Regions from separate parts of the Homo sapiens genome. Here region 1 is linked to region 2. Evidence: chromatin loops called from intact Hi-C (ENCODE). Cell type or tissue: natural killer cell. All regions are shown on one strand. Each heading gives the region's core, and the rest is flanking DNA. Links, peaks and the distances in the headings are about the cores only.

Evidence for each region. A loop is a pair of places that touch in the nucleus more often than their neighbours do. Peaks named below come from ENCODE experiments on the same cell type or tissue, not always from the same donor. Only the 100,000 strongest peaks of a DNase experiment are listed, where the experiment ranks them.
Region 1: a loop joins it to region 2, with 8 times the contacts of the local background. A loop is called at or near these places in 65 of 110 quality-filtered maps.

Annotation. Positions count from the first base shown.
Region 1 is chrX:106,788,458-106,796,457 of GRCh38, reverse strand. It overlaps RNF128 (ring finger protein 128), which reads right to left. Exons shown (of 7, transcript NM_194463.2): 5 at 6,176-6,272; 6 at 5,224-5,392; 7 at 1-878. The coding sequence ends at 745. Among named protein-coding and RNA genes, the nearest start is that of TBC1D8B, 10 kb to the left of the region's middle. In natural killer cell, for the core only: no CTCF peak of the experiment used is centred there; a DNase peak (open chromatin) is centred at 4,767.
Region 2 is chrX:106,473,298-106,491,405 of GRCh38, reverse strand. No RefSeq gene overlaps it. Among named protein-coding and RNA genes, the nearest start is that of RADX, 130 kb to the left of the region's middle. RefSeq lists an enhancer at 6,824-7,093. In natural killer cell, for the core only: a CTCF peak has its summit at 9,938 (motif pointing left); DNase peaks (open chromatin) are centred at 6,955 and 9,915; H3K27ac peaks cover 761 bases.

The DNA.
Region 1 (8,000 bases), core at 1-8,000, 310 kb before region 2:
TATGATGATTCATATACTGAGCTTTTGAAAAATCCCACAAGTTTGAGAAATAGTTACACAGTATTTTTGTAAGGAATTTTTTGTCTAATCTTGTGTCAAGTTGATGTCACTAATATACCAATCAATTAAGTCCATAATCTCTGATAAACTATGGTTGACAAATCACATGAAGTACATTCAGCCTAATTTTAAAAATAAGAAAAAGTAAAAATGAATATTTTGCTTTAATCTTTTCTATTAACTTAAAGCAGCTTAAATAGACATTTCAAGAAGTACTCGCCTAAGTTTGCATTGCTTTTTACATTACAATTCCAGATCAATATAAGCACCTGGAGAAAAACCCTGACACATGTAGCCCAAGCTAAAGAAGTAGTATTTTTCATTAAGATACTATCATAAAATAAAGTGATTACAGCTACTCCACATTTTAAAAGCAACATGTTTTTATAAGAAAATTGTTATAAATGAAAAACGTGACTTCTTGAAGACAGTTTTGAATGTCTAAAAATGTTGTTATCACTACTGAGAGGAAACTTGCCTATGAAAAATATTATAATGAGTTTGTGGAAAAAAGTTAACAGGTTAAATATTTTAAGCCATTTAACTATAGCATAATATTAGTCATCTGAGCACTTTCAGTATCACTCTTATTTTATTAAATTTATCCAATTTATTAATAGAAACTAGGCCCTGATTGGCAGTTCTGTTATTACTAATGGTTCAAGTTTTCTATTTACACAGATTTTAAGATTTAATTTCTCGAACAGCAGTCTCTTGATTAGGAGTTTCGTCTTCTTCAAAGGTTGGGTTGTCAACATGAGGAATAACATCCACTGCCACAGAATTTGCTTCATGGTTTACCAGCTGTAGACTTTCATCTTTAAAAAGAAATAGCAATTTTAGGATGATTTTGCCCCTCTCCTCTTTTAAGACAAAATTCAACATTTACTTCCAAGAAGTCTTTCTTATTTAATTTCAACATACACTGATTACCATATTCATTCCCTGTACCTCTAATAATTATATGATTTATGCTATATCTTACATAAAGCACATATGGCATTATTATATTGATTTATAATTGCTTTTTTGATTCACGTACATGTGCTTATTTCTACCTAGATTATAGCCTCCTTAAGAGCAAAAATTATGTCTTCTACTTCTTCCTTACCTTAAATATAACAAGCTGTTAAATCTGGCTATACATTTCAATCACCTGGGCACTTAAAAAATTACCAGTGCTTCTTCATTCACATAAATATAGATAGACAGATTTAAAAAATCAACCAGGAAGTTGGAAGGATGCCCAAAATTGAATTGAATACAAACAGTAATAAATGAACTTAATTGTATTATAAATGAAATACATAACCATGTGAAGAGAATGGGGAAGAAAACAACTAAACTTAAATAACTTTGGAAAACAGTATTTTGACTCTAACCTGTAAGGCTAAAAACAAAAAGAACTGTACACTAGTTACTGACATTGTTTTACACAGGGGTATGTGTTAGCAATGCTGAAACTATTTTATGTATATTCTATAATTGAACAAATAAGTAAAAATACTGTGGATAAAAAGAATATTTCTCCTTTCACTGTCGGAGAAAGGAGTTACAAATAAATAAAGGGGGAGGCTAGAATGAACCCTGTAGTGTGGGATTGGAATCAGATGTATTAGTAGGGTCATTGTTTTTCAGATAGATAGATAAAATGACAGATAGAGAAATAATGTATATGTATGTGTATATTTGTGAGAGTAAATACATATATTTTCTAGTCTTGTTCACTAAAAGGGCCAATAGCAATGACACCCCGGTAGCAATAAGCATGCCCGTTGCTCAGATCCTGGTTTTGAAATACTATTCTCCAGTAAAAGGCCTCCTGAAGAAGTGGCTGATTCTAGGGCTAGGAGAGGGAAAGTACAAGGTTAACCTAGATTTTAGCCTAGGGGCCAGCAAACTCCAGCCTACAAACCATAGCTAAAAGTGCTTATCATGGTTGTAAAAGGTTGTAAAACAAACCAACAAAAACAAAAAAATAAGAGTATGAAAATGAAGACTTAAGGCCTTCAAAGCCTAACATATTTACTATGTGGCCCCTTACAGAAAAAGTTGGCTAATCCCAGACCTAGAACACCTTGTGTTACCAGAAAGTAAGAAAGTTGAAAGAACACAAAAACCAACTTGAACAAGTTCCCAATGACCAAATCTAGGATGATATGAGCAAGGGATAAACGATGAGAATGATATTATAGAATGAAAGAAACGTCTAGGATCCTATAGTACAATAAATAAATAACTCAATAAATAAATGGAGGAGAAGGAAGAGCTCTTCCTTATATTAGAAGTTTAATCAATAAATGTACAAAGAATGATGCAAACAGAAAATCACCATTTGGTAAATACTTCAATAATTACTGCAAGCAAGAAGCATCAATGATTGCTAAAAGTAGTGGGTAGAAGTATGATAAGTACCAGGACATTTGTGTAGTCTCCAAGTATCTCTCTATAAGATATTTAATAATTACAAAGGGAAAAATAGTAACTTTAAAGGGAGAAACCTGGCAGACACCACCTCAACCAAGTGGGCAAAGTTTGAATCATCACTAATAAGACACCAACATCACGTGCTTCCTGGTATGATATGGGGGCACTGAAAGGGGCACAACATCACTTCTGTAGTATTCTTGACAAAAATGGACAATAAATTTAATCACTCGGAAACAGCAGACTAGCCCAAATTGAGGGACACTCTAGAAAATAACTGACCAGTAATCTTCAGAAGTGTCAAGGTCATGAAAGACAAAGACTGAAGAAGTGTCACAGATTGGAGACTAAGGACACATGACAATTAAATGCAATGTGGGATCCTGGGACAGAAAAAGGACGTTAGTGGGCCAGTTGGTGAAATTTGAGTCAAGTTTATAGTTTTGATAATAACATTTTATCAGCAAATTTCCTGGTTTTGATAATTGTATATGGTTATATGTTAACATTTGGAGAAGCTGGGTGAATGGTATATGGGCATTCTTTGTATTATTTTTGAAACGTTTTTGTCAGTCAGTCTGAAATCATTTCAAATTAAAATAAAAAATACCTGTGCCCAGGCCCTGCACCTCATGTTAAATCACAGTTGCTCTGAGGTACAGTCCAAACATCAGCAAAGTTTAAAATCTCTCCAGGTGATTTTTATGTATAGCCAGGATTGACAGTAGGGCCCTTATTCAATGGTTCTCAAAATGTGGTCCCTGGACTAGTAGAATCAGTATCACCTGTGAACCTGTTAGAAACGAAAATTCCTAGGCATCACCCAAAACCCACTGAGTCAGAAACTCTGGTGGTGACCTTTCCGTTTTAATAAGCCCTCCAAGTGACTCAATGAATACTTAAGTTTGAAAACCAGTGCTCTAATAGAACTTAGCCCAATGATGTGACACACGACATGAACTATGTGTATTTACAAAGTTATGCAAATCAACTATCACCATAAGAATCAATGGCTAATACGCAAGATTCTTAAACTAGTAATATGTAATCCCAGACAAAATTAAATCTGGTTTAAGTGGTAATTCATTCAACATAAATTTGAGTATCTACTATGTGCTGGGTGCTGGATAGACAACAGTGAATATAAGACACTGTTCTTATCCAAAAGAACTTTAAAAGTTTTAATACAACTCAGTGTAGTAAGTGCAATGATCGAAGTTCTATGGAAGCCAACAGTAGGGCCATCACATCTAGTCAAGAGAGGCTTCTCAAAGAGGTGTCAGTCTTAAAGGAGAAACAGGAGTTATACTGGGCTCCCCTAACTTCTTGGGTAAGGAAGAATGGAAGGAATAGGCAAAGAGAAGATAGTGGCTCAAACTATGACTGTGGAATTAAGGTTGGAAATTAGGGGACAGAATTGAGAACACAGAAGGGGAAGTGGGAAGAATTTGGGATGTCCCTAGTTTCTGGTTTGGGGCGGTTGGGTGAGTATTACTATCATCCAAATTAAGAATACAGGAGGAGAAACATGGATCATTATTTCATTTGCTTTTCAAATCTCTGCAAAATCTGTTGTGCTTACCTTTTTCCCCCACCCCACCCCTACCCACAGAAGAACAGAACACAAAAAGAGTAGATTGGAATGTTGTTTTTTAAAAGACTAGCAATAAATTATCTCGTACACTCTCTTTTATCTTTACTGAATTCTATTACCACACAATTATGAGAGTACAAGATCATCTGGGGCAATCAGACAATGATTCTCTATTACAGGTAGAATAATCCACAGATTATTAAGATACTTATAACTAGTTTATATTCAAGGGAATGTCTGAAGATTAGATATAAGAAATACAAAGTTTGCCTTTGTGTGGTTATATTCATTGTGATATCTTCAGAAGTGGTATCTATGGCACTGATAAGCCTATAGAGGACAAAGGTTTATATAATAGGAAGCTGAAAGTTTCATAAGTCATCTTGACAATCAGTTTTTGTTTTACTTTTATACTAGAATTAAATTATCTCAAAATGAGGATTGAGAGAAGACTTTCAAACCAACAAAAACATGGAAAAGATTGAGGTAAAAGAAAGGGAAAATAATTTTTATAGGGGTTTTATCTTTATAGGGAAAAACAGAACTCCCTAAAATTTCTCATTTGGCATAAAATTACTAAGTTGCAATACAAATTCACATGAATTTTGAAAATGATATATTCAATTTTAGTTTCTAACAGTTTGTTCATTTCACGGTAAATAGTCAACAGGTGGCAGCACATACCATTCTTAAACAGTTTCCTACTTGCAAAACATGGGTTCCAGAGAAGTTGGGTATAAATCAAACTTTTATAAATTGAATTCTGTTTTATCATTTCAGAACTCCTTTATTTTAATTTCTGCTTTATCTGCAATAAACAATGGCTCCTAAAGTTTAAAGTTTCTCCTTACCCTCTGTAATTAGTTAATAAGCCAAGATTTAAATGCATCAGAGAGAAGCTTTCCAATAAATCTTTCTTTTGTAAATAATCCCCACTCTGATGCATTTCATCTATTTCAAATACATTTGAATATATGTATATTAAGGTAGGGGTGCATCCTTCACGGCATTATTTTAAGTAGAAAAAACCTGGATCATGATAATGGCTGAATGGAACAAACGCTAAAAAGCAAGAGTACTATACAGGCATATGATCTACAATGGATTGCAGGGCACTCGTTAACCTTTAGTATGATGCTTACTTGTTGACTGCACGTGTTCCTCCAGAGGCGGTTCATCTGTTCCCTGTACTGAAGCATATCCAGATGATGCGGTCTCGCTGCGATTATCCTCTTCATGGGAGGAGGCACTATTAGATATTTCATTGGATACAGGGACTTGTAAAGACACTGATCCATCTTCAACATCCACCTTTAAAGAACATGTAACAAATTAAAAGCCTCTCAGTGTACACGCTTTTCCTCGACATATCACTTCAAAGTTTCTTTATAGGTGACTCATTGGAGCAATATTTCTTAACCTTTTAAACCTATGATCCCTTTTGATGATCACAAGTCTCTTGTTAGCCCCAGTCAAAACAGAGTAACTGGGTCCACCAATGGGATGAAAGATGCTATAGGCGGAGTGCACTCTCATCTGGTATGTTCATTTGGGTGATACCAGCACTTCATAAAATAATGCTGGGTACAAGTTAGGCCCTAAAAAAACATCATGCTGTCCCCTATGGAACTTGAGAATCATTGTCATCTATGTACCTTCCCAAGTCAAGATTTGAGCTCGATTTTATGTTGTATCTTGAAAATAGGCCTTTTTTTCATTTACCAAATATAAAATTATAATTTAATATTTATTATGCTTTCTCAAATTATGTCTGCTTATTTAACTACAAGTTTGGTCACTATGCAATAGTAAAAGATTACAAAAACAGAAAGAGGGATGCCAAGTTGGTGGTTTATATGGTTATCATTTCAAATTCTGACCAAATAATGAGTCTATTTGGAAAGAGGGAGGAAGAAGGAAAATGGAGATGGCCCAAGATGGCACCTCATTGTCTATATGATATAAATATGTCTGGTTTTAGGTATAAACTATAAGTATGGTGTATTACATAGCGAAAAAATAAGGATGTTATTTTGTTATTTTCTCCAAAGCCCAGGCATATATTCTTCATATAAATAACATATTAATGTTTACCTCAATTCCCAAAGCTTTGAGTATGTCACATTTGCACATGGGGCAAGTCCTGTGTTCTAACAGCCATGGGTCAACACATGTCTTATGGAAAATATGGCTAATTCAGGAAAAAAACATAATTATCAGTTGTAAAGTAGCAACACTTTACCTAATATATATTAACAGATTACTTAGTGTAACTTTATTTAGTCTTTGAATGGATGCCTTTCCTTTTAAACACACTATTCATAAAATGAAGGAGTCACAGAAACAAAATTTGGAAATTCCATAATACGGTACTTTTAAATGTAAAAGCCTCATTACTCTAGCTCCAAAAAAAAATATTTTCAGTACTCATTTGAAAATGGCTAGGACACTACCTGACCTAAGACTTTGTTCATTATTTCAAATCTTAAACAGTTAGAATTCCCTAACTGATAAATGGTACAGTCATTCTCAATAATATAGTCCAATATAGTATTGAGTACAACAACACTGTACTGATGCTTTAGGCAATGTGATATGTTCCAAGAGCATCACTATTGTATTAAATAGCTAAAAGAAGTAGTGTTAAGAACAACCTTCAGGAGAGGGATAATTTAAAAAACTAAGGAATGAACACTTTCAAACAGATGCATGATTTCATTTTATTTTTTTCTTGATGGATTAGAATAAATTTAACATTAATCCAGTACTGTCCTTATATTTACATGTGTAACTATATATACTACATATTATAATATTATATAGTATATATTATATATAATGTATATAGTGTATAATGTATATAATATATACACTATATTATATATAGTGTATAATGTATATAATATATACACTATATTATATAGTGTATAATGTATATAATATATACTATATATTATGTAGAGTATATATATTATATAATGTACATATATATACATAAATATATAATATACATATATACATAATATAATATAAATACACATAAATATAAGGATAGTACTGGATTAATTTTAAATTTATTCTAATCTATCAAGAAAAAATAAAATGAAATCAAGTTATGAGCATCTATTTGGAAGTGTTCACTCCTTAGTTGGAATTTATATATATGTATTATATATATACAATTTACATATATGTATAATATATACACAATTTATATATATGTAGTATATATACACTATATACTATATAGTATATAGTATATATAGTATATAGTATATATATACTATATACTATATAGTATATATACACTATTGTATACTATATAATAGATAATATATGGTATATTATCTCACTATATAGTATATATACTCAGTATATAGTATATATACTGTACATATAGTATATATATGTACATGTACATATACATATATTATATACTATACACTATATAGTATATATACTCAGTATATAGTATATAATGTATAATATATAATATATTATACATTATATAATATATAATATATAATACATATTATATGTAGTATATATAATTATATATTATAGTATATACAGTATATATAATTATATAAAATATGTATTATATATAGTATATATATTATATAGTATACTATGTATATTATATACTATATTTAAAATATACTATATATAAAATATATTTATATATAACTATATATTATATACTATATTATATAGTATATATAATTATATATTATATACTATATTATATAGTATATATAATATAGAGTATATGTATTATACATAATATACTATGTAAGATATATACTATATAATATATAAATATATTATTATATTTAATATATAATACATATTATATATATTATAATTATAATTATATAATTATAATTATAATATATAATTACAATTATAATAATATTAT
Region 2 (18,108 bases), core at 5,390-13,389:
TCAATATTAGACAGATCAATGAGACAGAAAATTAACAAGGATATTCAGGACTTGAACACAGCTCTGGACCAAGCCGACCTAATAGACATCTACAGAACTCTCCACCTAAAATCAACAGAATATGCATTCTTCTCAGCACCTCATTGCACTTATTCTAAAATTGACCACATAATTGGAAGTAAAACACTCCTCAGCAAATGCAAAAGAAGGGAAATCATAACAAACAGTCTCTCAGACCACAGTGCAATCAAATTAGAACTCAGGATTAAGAAACTCACTCAAAACCACACAACTACATGGAAACTGAACAACCTGCTCCTGAATAACTACTGGGTAAATAACAAAATGAAGGCAGAAATAAAGATGTTATTTGAAACCAATAAGAATGAAGACACAATGTACCAGAATCTCTGGGACACATTTAAAGCAGTTTGTAGAGGGAAATGTATAGCACTAAATGCCCACAAGAGAAAGAGGAAAGATCTAAAATTGACACCCTAACATCACAATTAAAAGAACTAGAGAAGCAAGAGCAAACAAATTCAAAAGCTAGCAGAAGACAAGAAATAACTAAGATCAGAGCAGAACTGATGGAGATAGAGACACAAAAAACCCTTCAAAAAATCAGTGAATCCAGGAGCTGGCTTTTTGAAAAGATCAACAAAATAGATAGACAGCTAGCAAGAATAATAAAGAAGAAAAGAGAGAAGAATCAAATAGATGCTATAAAAAAAGATAAAGGGGATATCCCACCAATCCCACAGAAATACAAGCTACCGTAAGACAATACTATAAATGAGAAGTGAAGCCAGCTGCAGTTCCTGGGTTGAGTGACAACTTGGAGAACTTTTCTGTCTAGCTACAGGATTGTAAACACACCAATCAGCAATCTGTTTCTAGATAAAGGATTGTAAATGCACCAATCAGCACTCTGTAAAAACGCACCAATCAGTACTCTGTGTCTAGCTAAAGGATTGTAAATGCACCAATCAGCACTCTGTAAAAATGCTCCAATCAGTGCTCTGTGTCTAGCTAAATGATTGTAAATGCACCAATCAGCGCTCTGTAAAATGGACCAATCAGCACTCTGTAAAATGGACCAGTCAGCACTCTGCAAAATGGACCAATCAGCAGGACGTGGGCAGGGACAAATAAGGGAATAAAAGCTGGCCACTCCAGCCAGCAGCAGCAACCCACTCAGGTCCCCTTCCATGCTGTGGAAGCTTTGTTTCTTCGTTCTTCACAATAAATCTTGCTGCTGCTCACTCTTTGGGTCCACACCACCTGGAAGAGCTGTGACACTCACTGCAAGGGTCTGCAGCTTCATTCCTGAAGTCAGTGAGAACACGAATGCACCAGGAGGAACAAACAACTCCAGACGCGCCACCTTTAAGAGCTGTAACACTCACTGCGAGGTCCATGGCTTCATTCTTGAAGTGAGACCAAGAACCCACTGGAAGGAATAAATTCCGGACACATAAACACCTCTATGCAAATAAACTAGAAAATCTAGAAGAAATGGATAAATTCCTCGACACATACACCCTCCCAAGTCTAAACCAAGAAGAAGTCCAATCCCTGAATAGACCAATAACAAGTTCTGAAATTGAGGCAGCAATTAATAGCCTACCAACCAAAAAAAGTCCAGGACCAGATGGATTCACAGCTGAATTCTACCAGAGGTACAAAGAGGAGCTGGTACCATTCCTTCTGAAACTATTCCAAACAACAGAAAAAGAGGGAATCCTCCCTAATTCATTTTATGAGGCCAGCATCATGCTGATACCAAAACCTGGCAGAGACACAACAAAAAAAGAAAATTTCAGGCCAATATCCCTGATGAACATCAGTGCAAAAATCCTCAATAAAATACTGGCAAACTGAATCCAGCAGCACATCAAAAAGCTTATCCACCATGATCAAGTGGGCTTCATCCCTGGGATGCAAGGCTGGTTCAACATATGCAAATCAATAAATGTAATCCATCACATAAACAGAGCCAATGATAAAAACCACATGATTATCTCAATAGATGCATAAAGGGCCTTCAACAAAATTCAATACCGCTTCTGCTAAAAACTCTCAACAAACTAGGTATCGAAGGAACGTATCTAAAAATAATAAACGCTATTTATGACAAACCCACAGCCAATATCATACTGAGTGGGCAAAAACTGGAAGCATTCCCTTTGCAAACAGGTAGAAGACAAGGATGCCCTCTCTCACTACTCCTGCGATTCAACATAGTATTGGAAGCTCTGGCCAGGGCAATCAGGCAAAAGAAAGAAACAAAGCATATTCAAATAGGAAGAGAGGAAGTCAAATTGTCTCTGCTTGCAGATGACATGATTCTACATTTAGAAAACCCCATCGTCTCAGCCCAAAATCTCTTAAGCTGATAAGCAACTTCAGCAAAATCTCAGGATACAAAATCAATGTGCAAAAATCACAAGCACTCCTATACACCAATAACAGACAAACAGAGAGCCAAATCATGAGTGAACTCCCATTCTCAATTGCTACTAAAGAGAATAAAATAGCTAGGAATACAACTTACAAGGGTTACGAAGGACCTCTTCAAGGAGAACTACAAACCACTGCTCAAGGAAATAAGAGAGGACACAAACAAATGGAAAAACATTCCATGCTCATGGATAGGAAGAATCAATATCATTAAAATGGCCTTACTGCCCAAAGTAATTTATAGATTCAATGTTATCCCCATCAAGCTACCACTGACTTTCTTCACAGAATTGGAAAAAACTACTTTAAACTTCATATGGAACCAAAAAAAGAGCCCACATAGCCAAGACAATCCTAAGCAAAAAGAACAAAGCTGGAGGCATCACACTACCTGATTTCAAACTATACTGCAAGGCTACAGTAGCCAAAACAGCATAGTACTGGTACCAAAACAGATATATAGACCAATGGAACAGAACGGAGGCCTCAGAAGTAGCACCACACATCTACCACCATTTGATCTTTGACAAACCTAACACACACAAGCAATGGGGAAAAGATTCCCTATTTAATAAATGGGGTTGGGAAAACTGACTAGCCATATGCAGAAAACTGAAACTGGACCCTTTCCGTACACCTTATACAAAAATCAACTCAAGATGGATTAAAGACTTAAATGTAAGACCTAAAACCATAAAAATCATAGAAAAAATCCTAGGCAATACCATTCAGGACATAAGTGTGGGCAAAGACTTCATCTCTAAAACACCAAAAGCAATGACAACAAAAGCCAAAATTGACAAATGGGATCTAATTAAACTAAAGAGCTTCTGCACAGCAAAAGAAACTATCATCAAAGTGAACAGACAACATACAGAATGAGAGAAAATTTTTGCAATCTATCCATCTGATAAATGGCTAATATCCAGAATCTACAAAGAACTTAAACAAATTTACAAGAAAAAAACCAAACAACCACATCAAAAAGTGGGCAAAGGATATGAACAGACACTTCTCCAAAGAAGACATTTATGCAGCCAAAAAACACATGAAAAAATGCCCATCATCACTGGCCATCAGAGAAATGCAAATCGAAACCACAATGAGATACCATCTCACACCATTTATAATGGCAATCATTAAAAAGTCAGGAAACAACAGGTGCTGGAGAGGATGTGGAGAAATAGGAACACTTTTACACTTTTGGTGGGACTGTAAACTAGTTCAACCATTGTGGAAGACAGTGTGGTGATTCCTCAAGGATCTAGAACCAGAAATACCATTTGACCCAGCCATCCCATTACTGGGTATATACCCAAAGGATTATAAATCATTCTACTATAAAGACACATGCACACATATGTTTATTGTGGCACTATTCACAATAGCAAAGACTTGGAACCAACCCAAATGCCCATCAGTGGTAGATTGTATAAAGAAAATGTGGCACATATACACTATGGAATACTATGCAGCCATAAAAAGAATGAGTTCATGTCCTTTGCAGAGACATGGATGAAGCTGGAAACCATCATTCTCAGCAAACGATCACAAGAAAAGAAAACCAAACACCGCATGTTCTCACTCATAAGTGAGAGCTGAACAATGAGAACACATGGACACAGCGAGGGGAACATCACACACCGTGGCCTGTTGTGGGGTGGGGGGAGTGGGGAGGGATAGCATTAGGAGAAATACCTAATATAAGTGACGGGTTGTTGGGTGCAGCAAACCACCATGGCACGTGTATACACATGTAACAAAACTGCATGCTCTGCACATGTACCCCAGAACTTAAAGTATAAGAAAGAAAGAAAGAAAGAAAGAAAGAAAGAAAGAAAGAAAGAAAGAAAGAAAGAAAGAAAGAAAGAAAGAAAGAAAAAGAAGGGAGGGAGGGAGGGAAGGAGGGAGAAAGACATACAATTTAAGAACATTTGCTCATCAAAATGCACCATTAAGAAAGAGAAAAGGCAGTCCATTGATGAGAGTATTTATTTGAAATAAATGTACTTACCACAGAATTTGTATGCAGAATATATGAAGAATTTCTACAAATCCATAAGAAAAGGCAGGCAACCCAGTGGAAAATGGGAAAAGATAAACAGGCCATTCAGAAAAAATGGCTAATATAAATGACTAATGAACAAATAAAAGGATTCTCAGCTTCATTATTCATCAGGATCAGGGAAATGAAAATTAATGCCATATGGTAATACTTTTACTCTCACACCTGAATAGATAAAATGAAAAATGATAGAAATATCATTTCTTTCTGAAGACATGAGCAACTGGAATTGTCAAAAACTGCTAGTGGAAGTGGAAATTGATACAACTACCTTGGAAATTTACATGGCAATATCTAATATGTATGAATTTATGCATAACCTATAATACAGCAAATTTTACTTCTAGGTATTTATCCAACAGAAGTATATGCATATGTTCACCAGAACACATGTATAAGATTGTTCATAGCATTACTATTTATTTATACTAGGCAACAATTTAAAAACTTCCCCATTTACAAAAAGTAAAATGATTAAATAAATTGTGTTGTATTCACACAATAAAATAGCACACAGCAATGAAAATGAACAGTCTATAACTACTCACAAAAACGAATGAATCTTACAAAAGAAATCAGTTACAAAATAGTATTATATGACTATTTTTATATAAAGCTCAAAAATAGACAAAACTAATCTATGATGATACAAGTCAGGTAAGTGTTCATTCTCAGGAGGCTTAATAATTTGAAGCAGCCATCAGTGGGGAGTCTGGTATGTGGCAATGTTCTGTTTTTCATTCTGAGAGCTATTACATAGATGTGTTCACACTGCAAAAATTCATAGAATTTTATGCTTATGGCTTGTTCACTTTTTTCCTGTAGATTATACTTCAGTAAAAATTAATAAAACAGAAATGAAAATAACAGACTCATCGACCCTAGGCCCTTGTAAAATCCAGAAGTCTTCTATACAGCTGTGCTTAAAGAGAGCCTCATCTGCAGCAGCAAGGAAGACTGTGCTGAAAATCAGGGCTGGGAGCTAATTGTAAGGGGGGTAGAGATTCAAAATGGCACTGGATATATAACTTGAAGAGGTCTCCTATGTCAAAATCAGGGACCTCATGAAAAACAGTAACCGTAAGACTTGGATTAGGGAGATTTGCATGGAAGAGCCTGAGAATCTTGAACTACCAGATTCCCCTTAATCTTTCAGATCAGCAGCAGTTCCCCTACACCTGCCCCTCTGACTTGCTAGAGGAGAGCAACCTCCTCAGACTTGGAGACCCTGAAAATACATTACCAACACAGGAGATTTACATAAGGGCACATTCAACATCTGCACTCTCATTGCAACCAAACCAATTAGCATTATAGGCAGAGCTGGGAAGTAAAGTCCCTGCTCTTGGAGGAAAGATGTTACAACCAAAAGAAATGGAAAACCTGGCTCAAATATACTGGCACAAACCCTGGGAACATATGTGGGAGTAGATCTTGAGGCTTTGAATGGGAATCAGGGAGAATAAAGGAGAATTACTGACATGACATGACACCCAGCAGAACCATTATATGATTACTCTCTCCTAGAAGAAAATGACTGGCTGGTTAACTGCTTGCTATAGAAAGGTGCTAAACCCTTGGCTCTGGTTGCTCAGCTGTGGTGCAACCCAGTGTTTATAGCCCACCTGCTCTTTCCAGGTTGCATAGTGGAAGTTGGAGACAGGTAAATTGGTGCTACCAGGCTGATATTCCTGCTGTTTGATGTGCTGTAAATAATAAATTGTTTTGCTCTGAGCCATTAAATGTTGTTGTCTTCTTTTGGCACTTGTGGAGTGTGGCAAACTGATATGCTTGCTTACTTAATCATTTCCTTTGGAGTCTAGCTACTCCATGCCATCCTATATGAATGAGTTTCTGCAAGGATTGGCATAGGAAGCAAGGTGCCAATATAGACAATGACTTTTTGAAAGAGAAAAGGCAGGGGACCTATGGGACAATTCAGGGATGTAAGGAAGCTCCCTGGGAGATAGGAGGGATTGTGTCTGCCCAAATAGTAAATTAAGGGGAAGGTAAATGGTCTGCTTTTTGAACATGAGGTGAGTTGATGAATAGACACTGAGTGTAAGAGGTCAGATTACAATAAACTATTCAAAAGGCATCCTCTTCTACAGAGTAGGGGACAAAGGAAACACCTCTGATTCCTGTCAAAGAGAAAAGCACAACTTTCCCCCATTTGAAAACCACGATTACTATTCCTGTAACTGCAATATAACCCCATGCAGAGTAGTAAGATGCACCCAAGAGGCAAAGGAGGGAAACCTGATAAAACTTCTGTCCAAAGAGTGGGGTGCTGTTAGAGATTCAGTTGGTGCGTCTCGTGCTGAAAGAAGAACGGTTATGCTTTACAGAGTGAATGGTAGCAAGCAGGCCTTCTCACATATGATTCATACAGACTCTTCAGTCAGGGCAGAATCATGTCACAAACCATGGCTTTGCTGGTTTCAATTTCTATTTCAATGACGATATTATGTTGAACCTGGGGAGAATACCAAGGAGGAAGTTGTTCAAAACATGATGGTTGTAGCTGCTCCAGAATGACTGTACCATGGGCAGAATGCTAATTTTGATAACGAGCCTTTCATCCAGAGAATGCCTGATAAGTGTTTATTCTCTGCCTCCCTAAAGTGAAAGTGGATGACTAACTTTGTTGTTAGTACCTCGAGACCCTGTGCAGGTGGCTATGATTGTAGGTTGAAAAATGCCTAAGAGAAAGACAGACCCATCCTCATCTAAGCAAAATTTCTGTAATCTGAGATAAAATAAAGAACAGTGGGAAAAAGAATAAATCCCCTACAAAGGAACCTAGCCATAAGTCAATATAGATTTGGCTGTAAAACAGAGTTTCTCAAAGAAGAGATTAATGGGTTGAGCACTGAAGCAACTGGGTCCAGATAGGAGCTATAGGCATAGGGAGAAGGGGCACAAACAGGCAGTTGTTTATCCGGTTGAAACTTAAAGTGCCTCAGTGGGGACAGATTTCTCCATGGAGATCAATATCTCTTTATAGGAGGAAGTAAGAAGCCATTTCTAGTTAGCTGGATAGAAATGTTGGTAGTCTGGGTACCCCATTTGTGGGTTCCGTCTTTATAGGAGGAAGCAAGAAGCCAGTTGGCTACCATAGAATGATAGTCAACTGGCTTCTCACTTCCTCATTATTATCCTATAGTAGCCAACTGGCTATCATTCCTTCAGCATTTCCACTGCTGGACCCTAAGCCCATGTATCGTGATCTGAAGAAGGGGGACTAAGCGTGAGGTCAAGGTCTTTCTGTCCCCAGTGGGGCCCAGAGGTCATATGCCTCTGCAAGGGTACAATGTGGCATGGGGTAAAGGTAGGAGATGAGAAATTTTGTGGCTTGTTTGGATACCAGTGCTTAAATAACTCTCTTATCAGATTCTGTTGAGGGACAAGTGCTACCAGTGAATTGGCTGAATTTGGCGATGTAGTGAAACAGAAAAGGGGATTAACTGTAACCATCTGGGTGTGGTCACTTAGACTCCCACTACTGCTGTTACTCTTACTGCTTGATGTATAATTGCTATTGCTGTTTTACATGCATTTACTGTGAGTACTCATAGAGTCTAAGAAGGGGGATTCTCCCACTTGTGAAAAAGAGCATCTTGCAATATGATGATAGTGAGAAGATTACACCAAAACCACCAACTAGACTTCCAGTTCTCTCCTGTATTACACTACACAAATAATATAGAATTCCAGGAGATGAGAAAGTAATCAAGGCCTTAATGAAGGACTTAAAGACAGTAGGAGTGTTGAAAGCTTTTATATCTTGACAATGGCCCTGAGTGTCTAGTGAAACAGGTGAATGGGAGGTGGAGGCTTATTGCCAGCTGAATTTAGCCATTGTCCCTGTAGCTCCCACACAATTACTATGCTATATCTGGAGAAGCTATATTTTCTTGGTGTTTGCCATCAGTGAGCGTGCAGATGTATGGAATAAGTTCTTTTTCCTTTCTTGGATAACTTGATTCCAATATATTGATGATATTGTGCTGGTAAGCCCCAGTAAAGAACAAGTGGTAATGGCTGTTTGCTGACTTGCATGAAAGCCAAGGGGTGGCTCATTACTCCTAATAAAATATAGAGACCAACCACCCAAGTCAAATTATTGAGAGCCATGTGGGCTAAGGCTCAAATATCAATCTCTAAGATATAAAAGGGAAAGTTACTTGCATTTTGACTCACCACTACCTAAAAAGGAGCCCAGAAGTTAATTTGACTGTTTGGATATTCGAGACATTATGTGCCTCATCCAGACAGTTTGTTGCACCTTATGTATGTGTTGAGCAGAAAATCTAGAAAATTTAACTGGTTATGGTAATAACAGGTAGGCTAGGGCAGTGACATGGGCCTGTAAAACCCCAAGGGTCCCTTGTAACTACAAGTATCTGCTACTGATGACTATGCTGTGTTGAGCTTCTACCAAAGAGAGACTGCTTCCACCTGTATGTGCCCGTCGAGTTCCCTGACCAGGCCACCCATCACACTCCATTTGGGAAATAACTAACTGGCCTTCTAATGGGAAGTTGTGGAGAATGAGAACCTTATTCTGGAATGCCAGGTAACATTTTGCCCAGACACCTCCATCTTGGGTTTGTTCATTCAGATGCTTACAATAAAGTCAGAAAGGCCCAACAGTCTTCTTTTATTAAATGGAAATATTATATTTAAGAGAGAGGCAGATCTGGTCCCACAACTGTGTCCTCCATATACAAAAAGGTTACATACCTTTAGAGGCTTTTGAACCTCCCCTTGCTCATTCACAAGGGAAGCCTTTTGCTATCTGGTGATCACACTTCCAAATCCCCAAGGATGATTGACCTTGGATTACTGATGGCTTAGCTGAAGTAAAAGCTAATGGTCTCACTGGGTATTGGCAGTAATTAAGCCCCAAGGACAGCCCTGGAAGACCTCCTGCAGTGAGGGCCAGTCAGCACAATTGGCTGATTTGAATACTGCCATCCTTGTCCTATATAATACTCATAGAGAAATGGCATATTGTATTTTCACTGACACTTGGGTTAGTGTCAGTGAAAACAGCTCAGCTGTCTGTTTGAATTCATGGAGAATGACTACTGGTATATAAAAGGCACCCCTCTATTGGGCCAGGAACTCTGGAAAGCTATATCTGCAGCCAGACAGAACATTTATGTAATCCATGTGAATGCCAAAGGAAAGCATCCATACTCAGAAAAGCCTAAATCAAACAATGTGGCCAATTGCATGTGCATAGCAATGCTATCTGTATTCATCATAGGACTGGGCAAGTGACTATTCCACCATAATCCAATGGGCTTAAAAGAATTCCATCTGTGTCATCTGTCAGTAGGTGACACAACTTTGAGCCTTGACCATTCCTGAGGGTCTACTTCCATTCTCTGCTGCCACCTTGTGGCTATTTCTGGTATCTAACAGCCATTGAAATCTATTCCAGTTGGAAGAGCCTGCTACGGAACTGAAATTGATTGGACATTTTATAGGAATTGATACAGATGTTGTCCTCAAAAGCTACAAAGCAGTGGTCTGCAAAATAAAATGTGTTGGAAACCTCAAAAAAAAAGAGAAATCTATTCCAGCTATGAAGTTGCCATTCCTGTGTGAGTTGCAGATTCTGGGAATACCATGGTAATACTTGAGTCTGAGTTCTACTGTTTCTGCCACTTACAGTCTTCCAAAGCACAGTGTTCAAGCTTAAGGAGACCCAACAGTGCACTGATGGGGATGTCATTCGCCATGCATCCCATGCCCCTTTTCATGCTCAGGCTGCTGGCATCATCAAGAGGTGGAGTAAATTTTCAAAACCTTGACTGTAAAATATTTCTAGGCAAGCTATGTTGCCAGAATTGTGGACTACACATCATAGTCAGACTGTATGGTTATTATCTGAGGCTTCTCTCTGTAAGAAATATTTATCTTTGAATGGTTGTGTGAATGTCAAGAGAGAAGGGGTCAGAGAACAAGGAGACCAGCCTTCTAGATCAGGGATTCTACACTGACAATCTCCAACCATTCCTCTTTTTTTCACCTTAGACAACAAAGTGAGATAGACTCCAACCTATTGTTCCTGCTATCACCTAGCTTCTGTCATTGGGCATGGGATGTCACAGATCACAAGGATAATGATCCGTTGGTAGAATTTCTGAAGCTTGGATTTACCACTGCAGTGGCTCACTCAAGCAGCAATAGATGATACTAGATCATTGAATAGATAATAATATATCACTGAAATTCCTACTATTGTACCATAGCCCACATAACCCCTGGCACATCTGGATGGGTCTGGGAGCAAGTGGGAGATGGATGGGTGAATAGACAAGGTACTGACTACTGGATTAGGACCAACAGATTGTGTGGCCATGGAGGGAGAGCAACAACCTCATCGCCTGGGGGAAAGTAACAACCTCAGTATATGCGGTCTTTAGACCTTGGAAGGTATGGGAATGGGGGAAGCAATCAATGTTCTATGTCCCCTGGATTCAGTACTACTGCTTGGCAAACATCTCCATGGTCCATCTGAGTGAAGTGGTAGCCGCAGCTGACTAACTCACATTGAGGTCCATCTTTCTCATCCACATGCTAAAAAGCTGAAAATCTCCCATAGCCACGGCTATCAAACTTGGATCCCTTCATGCATGTACAAACACTCTGACCAGTGCAATCTTGTTTATGTGTGACCGGTACTAATCCACATGATTCTTCTGACACACCAATGGCCTATGCCATGTATGGCTATCAAAACTGTGTCTACTCAGTGACGTCACCCATGTGATTTTACCAAAACAATACAAAACCAAGTATAAGAAGCCTCTTCAGGTTATATGCTTGTATGTATTAGAGAGGGGGCCACAGAACATTTCCACTGGGGGTAGTGGTGATTTTTTAGCTCATGTATGGCTCCCAGTAATCACTGAAGGTGATACCACCCATTTTATCCCTTGTTGGAACACTGGATAAAGAGGGCTGTCCTAGCTGGGGGGTACTTTTACTCCTGGTTCTATGCCCCGGCATCAGTGTCCATGCCCCAGAGACAATGATCAGGTACCAATCATTATCTTTAGCAACCATAGCCAATGAGATGCCACAAACTCTATAACATCAGCTAATCAGTCTAAACTTTTTTGTATAGGTTTTAATGAATAATAGACTGGCCTTAGACTACATTCAGGCTCACCAGGGAGTAGTATTTATGTTCATCAGCATCTCCTTTGTGTTTGTCTTCATTCTATTGTTCAGGTAAAGCAGCTCAGCTAATGTATCAGCTCAGGTGCAACACTTTGAGCAGCTAGGGCACTTTCCTCCAGGATCTGAAATAAAAACTGATATTTGATGCTGTGGCCTCCAAATCTAGAGTATGTGAATCTGGGAACCAAGGAGTAAAACATCAGACTGGCTCTTTATATATGTGTGTGTATATATATTACTTTAAGTTCTAGGGTACGTGTGCACAACGTGCAGGTTTGTTACATATGTATACATGTGCCATGTTGGTGTGCCGCACCCATTAACTCGTCATTTACATTAGGTATATCTCCTAATGCTATCCCTCCCCCCTCCCCTCACCCCACAACAGGCCCCAGTGTGTGATGTTCCCCTTCCTGGGTCCAAGTGTTCTCATTGTTCAGTTCCCACCTATGAGTGAGAACATGCGGTGTTTGGTTTTTTGTCCTTGCGATAGTTTGCTGAGAATGATGGTTTCCAGCTTCATCCATGTCCCTACAAAGGACATGAACTCATCCCTTTTATGGCTGCGAAGCATTCCATGGTGTATATGTACCACATTTTCTTAATCCAGTCTATCATTGTTGGACATTTGGGTTGGTTCCAAGTCTTTGCTATTGTGAGTAGTGCCGCAATAAACATACGTGGCCATGTGTCTTTATAGCAGCATGATACAAAGGAGTCTGATTCCATTTTTGAATATTTGAATGCTGAGAGCTTTTAAACCTCAACCCCCCTTCTTCCCCTCCACCCCATATCTGGGCAAACTGATAAAAAGTCCTGGGTAATTTCTCCTTGGGCACTAGCAGGAGGTTCAAACCATGCAAGTCCATACTTGTGCAATTGGAACCCTCATCATGACCCCTCTCCCTAACCACAACAAAAACCTGAAGTCAGTCTTCTTTTTCCACTTTCTCAAGCCATTTTCAGATCATCGTGGGAAGCCTGCCCTTCTCTCCTCTGAAAGCATTTATTATGTAAGTAATAAATCATACCTTCTTGCTTTGTGTAAGATGTTATCAGTCTTGACATCTGAATTAAATTTTAGGTGGGGATTGTAGGGAGAATTCTTACCCAGCGTAATGCCTACGTGGTGTAGGTAAATTTCTACCTTGCCTTAAACTCTGCTTATCTTTAAGACACAGAATGCCTGAGGTCAGAAGTTCCCTTTTGTGACCAAATGGGCTAAGACGGTGGGATCCAAGATGGAAGCTCAACCTCTGAAGAACCTCTAGGTTCATTATAGTCTAATTTCCATGCTAAATAACACACCCACCAACATCATGACCATTGACAGTCTTCATGACAACAACTGGAAGAAACCATAGAAGGACAAAACAGAAGGTGGTACTCCGGTTTTGAGAAGTTTTCTGCCCATTACCGGAAAAGACATGAATATTCCTCCCCTTGCTTTTAATGCCCAACCCATTCATTAAAGATATCCTATATCTGTGTTTTCCCAGCTCTCATGAGTGAACTGAGAAGTTGATTTGTGAGCCACACTCCTGCTTCTCAATTTCATGGCCATCAAACAAGACTGCACTGCTCGAGGCTTTCTTTTGGTTTTGCGTATTGGCTTCACAACACTTAGTAGGAAAAGATCCAATTTTGGGGGGGACCAGCTTTATCAGTAACAAATTGGCTCACACAATCACAAAGGCAAAGTCCTGTGATAGGTTTTCTACAAGATGGAGTGTGAAAGATCCCACCAGCCTGGGTCCTAGAGAATACAGTAGTGTGGCTCAGTCCAAGTTTGAAAGCTCAAAACCAGGGAAGCTGACAGTGAAGACTTTAATCTGAGGCTGAAGGGCTGAAAGCCTCTAGGAGGCTGCTGGTGCAGGTCCCAAAGTCCAAAGGCCGAAGAACCTGAAGTCTGATATCCAAAGGCAGTAGAGGGGAAAGGACATCCTGCTGTAGAAGAGAGAGAGAGCATGAAAAAGAAAACTAAACAAGCTGAATATCTCCCTTCTTCTGGATACTTTGTTCTAGGTCTAACCCCAGATTAGTGCCCATCCACATTGAGAGCATGTCTTCCTCTCTCAGTTCATTGACTCACATGTCAATCTTTTCTGGAAACACCCTCATAGACACAACCAGAAACAATGCTTCACCAACCATCTAGACATCTCTCAATCTAATCAAGTTGACATCTAAAATTAACTGTTACAGGGGTCCATCCTTTCTTTGTAAAGAGGCTACAACAGCTCTTCTCACCATCATTCTCCATAGCACATTTGCACAATGTGTACTTCCTATCCCTGAAACTTTAAGGTCTGCCATATTAGATATCCTGTGTCCCAAGAGAGACTGCTTCCAGTAAGAGACACAGGTTGGTTTCTATTAAACTTGAGGCTACAACCACTACCTGGTCACTTCAATTTCCTCATGGCAATGGATCAGCAGGCAAAGAAAGGAGTTTATATATCAATAGGGAAAATCAACCGTGATTATCACTGTTGGGGTTCAGAAACCGATACCCCAAAATACGGCACTTTGACATGCTGAACTGAAAAAACATCTAGATCTCTCTGACCATCCTCCTCCCTACTGTCTCTCAATCTTCTGTCTCTCCCAAAGCACAGATAGAGTTCTCTGAAGTTTCTTTTCCTGCCTGAAGTGTGGACCCACCAAAGAGAACCACACCTGAACAAACCCTTTCACATGGTAATATCTGTCACACTCATTCAAATTCCCAAGAAAACTATTTACAAGTTAATCTCTGTCCCAAGATCTATTCATTCTCCCTAGTAATCATTTATTGCCCCTCAACAGAATCTCTCTTCTTCCCCCTCCTATAACCTGTTCTGCCACAATAACCTGTTTTGCCAGAATCCAAGCCCCCATTCTTTCTGCAATTTCATGATGGTATATAAGCTTCTACGCCCCATTGGGGTATGAGGCAATTACTCTGTGATTCTTCTTGTGTATGTGTTAATAAATGTGTATGCCTTTTCTCCAATTAATCTGCCTTAGAGGGCACAGAGGTAGATTTTCTTTTGGCCTCTGCACCATGCACAGATAAAGGTTGTTGCTGCATAATGGGGATAGGGAGGAATATGTCTGAAATCCAGAGGATTCATCTGGCATTCTGTTTACAGAAAAACCAAACTCTGTAAAATATTTTAAAGAGGTTTATTTTGAGCCAATATGAGTGATTGCGGTTCAGGGAAAACACTAACACAAAAAGCCTTGAGTAAGTGGTCCTGAGGAAGCCAGGCTACGGTTTGTTTATTATTTTTTTATTTTTTTGCTGATAGTAAATAGAATGCCATACAGTTTGGTTTTATACATTCCAGGGAGGCAGGAATTACATGCAAAAACATAAATCAATACATGGAAGGTAGACATTGGTTCGACAAGATATCTTGAAGCACAGGGTTGAGGGAGAGTGGAGCTTACAGATTATAGGTGAATTTGGAGATTATTTAATTTCCAATTGGTTAAAGGAGTAAGGCTCTGTCTAAAACTTGAGGTCAGAAGAAAGAAAAGTTCAAGTTAAGATAAGGATGCTATATCAGAGCCAATCACAATATACTGGGTCAAAATGACCTCTTTAGCAAGATTGATGGCCTGCAGGCATGACTTAACCCTTGCCTGGCATGGTCCTAGGTTTTGTTTATAATTTGGTGTCTTATTGCCACAAGGTTCTGTTTTGTCAGTCGTATTATCTCTATTTTAACATTCTGCAGGTTGGTTGCTGTCTAAACTACAAAAGGGAAGGGGCATCATGAGGCATGTTTGACCTCCCGTCTTGTCATGGCGGGGAACTCAGTTTTTAAGGTTTCCCTGGGTTCCCCCTGGCCAAGAGGGGGTCTGTTCAGTTAATGGGGTGGGCTTAGAATTTTATTTCTAGTTTACAATTCTTTTGGTGCTTCTGTGCTCACTGACAATGGTAAATGGAATCAGTATAAAATAGTTGTTGATTGCTTCATAATTTTAAGATCATTTACACTTGATGTATTAACTAAATGGGGCTAAATACGACAAAGTGTCCTGTACTATTGTCTCAGAAATCATTCTAGGAAGCTTGTCCTTTTACTCTTTGTCATGGTTAGTCCTGGTCCTTTAAAAACTATCTCTCTATCCTTATTCACTCTTTGGAGACTGCAGGTGGATTTAGCAACATTCATTCTTTAATCACCTTCCCGTTTTTTTTTTTGTTTTGTTTTTTTTTTCGGAGTCTTGCTCTGCCACCCAGGCTTGAGTGCAGTGGTGTGATCTCTGCCTTCCAGGTTCAAGCAATTCTCCTGTCTCAGCCTCCCGAGTAGCTGGGATTACAGTGGCATACCGCCACGCCCGGCTATTTTCCTGTTTTTTTTTTTTTTTTTTTTTTTTATTATACTCTAAGTTTTAGGGTACATGTGCACATTGTGCAGGTTAGTTACATATGTATACATGTGCCATGCTGGTGCGCTGCACCCACTAATGTGTCATCTAGCATTAGGTATATCTCCCAATGCTATCCCTCCCCCCTCCCCCGACCCCACCACAGTCCCCAGAGTGTGATATTCCCCTTCCTGTGTCCATGTGTTCTCATTGTTCAATTCCCACCTATGAGTGAGAATATGCGGTGTTTGGTTTTTTGTTCTTGCGATAGTTTACTGAGAATGATGGTTTCCAATTTCATCCATGTCCCTACAAAGGATATGAACTCATCATTTTTTATGGCTGCATAGTATTCCATGGTGTATATGTGCCACATTTTCTTAATCCAGTCTATCATTGTTGGACATTTGGGTTGGTTCCAAGTCTTTGCTATTGTGAATAGTGCCGCAATAAACATACGTGTGCATGTGTCTTTATAGCAGCATGATTTATAGTCCTTTGGGTATATACCCAGTAATGGGATGGCTGGGTCAAATGGTATTTCTAGTTCTAGATCCCTGAGGAATCGCCACACTGACTTCCACAATGGTTGAACTAGTTTACAGTCCCACCAACAGTGTGAAAGTGTTCCTATTTCTCCACATCCTCTCCAGCACCTGTTGTTTCCTGACTTTTTAATGATTGCCATTCTAACTGGTGTGAGATGGTATCTCATAGTGGTTTTGATTTGCATTTCTCTGATGGCCAGTGATGATGAGCATTTCTTCATGTGTCTTTTGGCTGCATAAATGTCTTCTTTTGAGAAGTGTCTGTTCATGTCCTTCGCCCACTTTTTGATGGGGTTGTTTGTTTTTTTCTTGTAAATTTGTTTGAGTTCATTGTAGATTCTGGATATTAGCCCTTTGTCAGATGAGTAGGTTGCAAAAATTTTCTCCCATGTTGTAGGTTGCCTGTTCACTCTGATGGTAGTTTCTTCTGCTGTGCAGAAGCTCTTTAGTTTAATTAGATCCCATTTGTCAATTTTGGCTTTTGTTGCCATTGCTTTTGGTGTTTTGGACATGAAGTCCTTGCCCACGCCTATGTCCTGAATGGTAATGCCTAGGTTTTCTTCTAGGGTTTTTATGGTTTTAGGTCTAATGTTTAAATCTTTAATCCATCTTGAATTGATTTTTGTATAAGGTGTAAGGAAGGGATCCAGTTTCAGCTTTCTACATATGGCTAGCCAGTTTTCCCAGCACCATTTATTAAATAGGGAATCCTTTCCCCATTGCTTGTTTTTCTCAGGTTTGTCAAAGATCAGATAGCTGTAGATATGCGGCATTATTTCTGAGGGCTCTGTTCTGTTCCATTGATCTATATCTCTGTTTTGGTACCAGTACCATGCTGTTTTGGTTACTGTAGCCTTGTAGTATAGTTTGAAGTCAGGTAGTGTGATGCCTCCAGCTTTGTTCTTTTGGCTTAGGATTGACTTGGCGATGCGGGCTCTTTTTTGGTTCCATATGAACTTTAAAGTAGTTTTTTCCAATTCTGTGAAGAAAGTCATTGGTAGCTTGATGGGGATGGCATTGAATCTGTAAATTACCGTGGGCAGTATGGCCATTTTCACGATATTGATTCTTCCTACCCATGAGCATGGAATGTTCTTCCATTTGTTTGTGTCCTCTTTTATTTCATTGAGCAGTGGTTTGTAGTTCTCCTTGAAGAGGTCCTTCACATCCCTTGTAAGTTGGATTCCTAGGTATTTTATTCTCTTTGAAGCAATTGTGAATGGGAGTTCACCCATGATTTGGCTCTCTGTTTGTCTGTTGTTGGTGTATAAGAATGCTTGCGATTTTTGTACATTGATTTTGTATCCTGAGACTTTGCTGAAGTTGCTTATCAGCTTAAGGAGATTTTGGGCTGAGACGATGGGGTTTTCTAGATAAACAATCATGTCGTCTGCAAACAGGGACAATTTGACTTCCTCTTTTCCTAATTGAATACCTTTTATTTCCTTCTCCTGCCTGATTGCCCTGGCC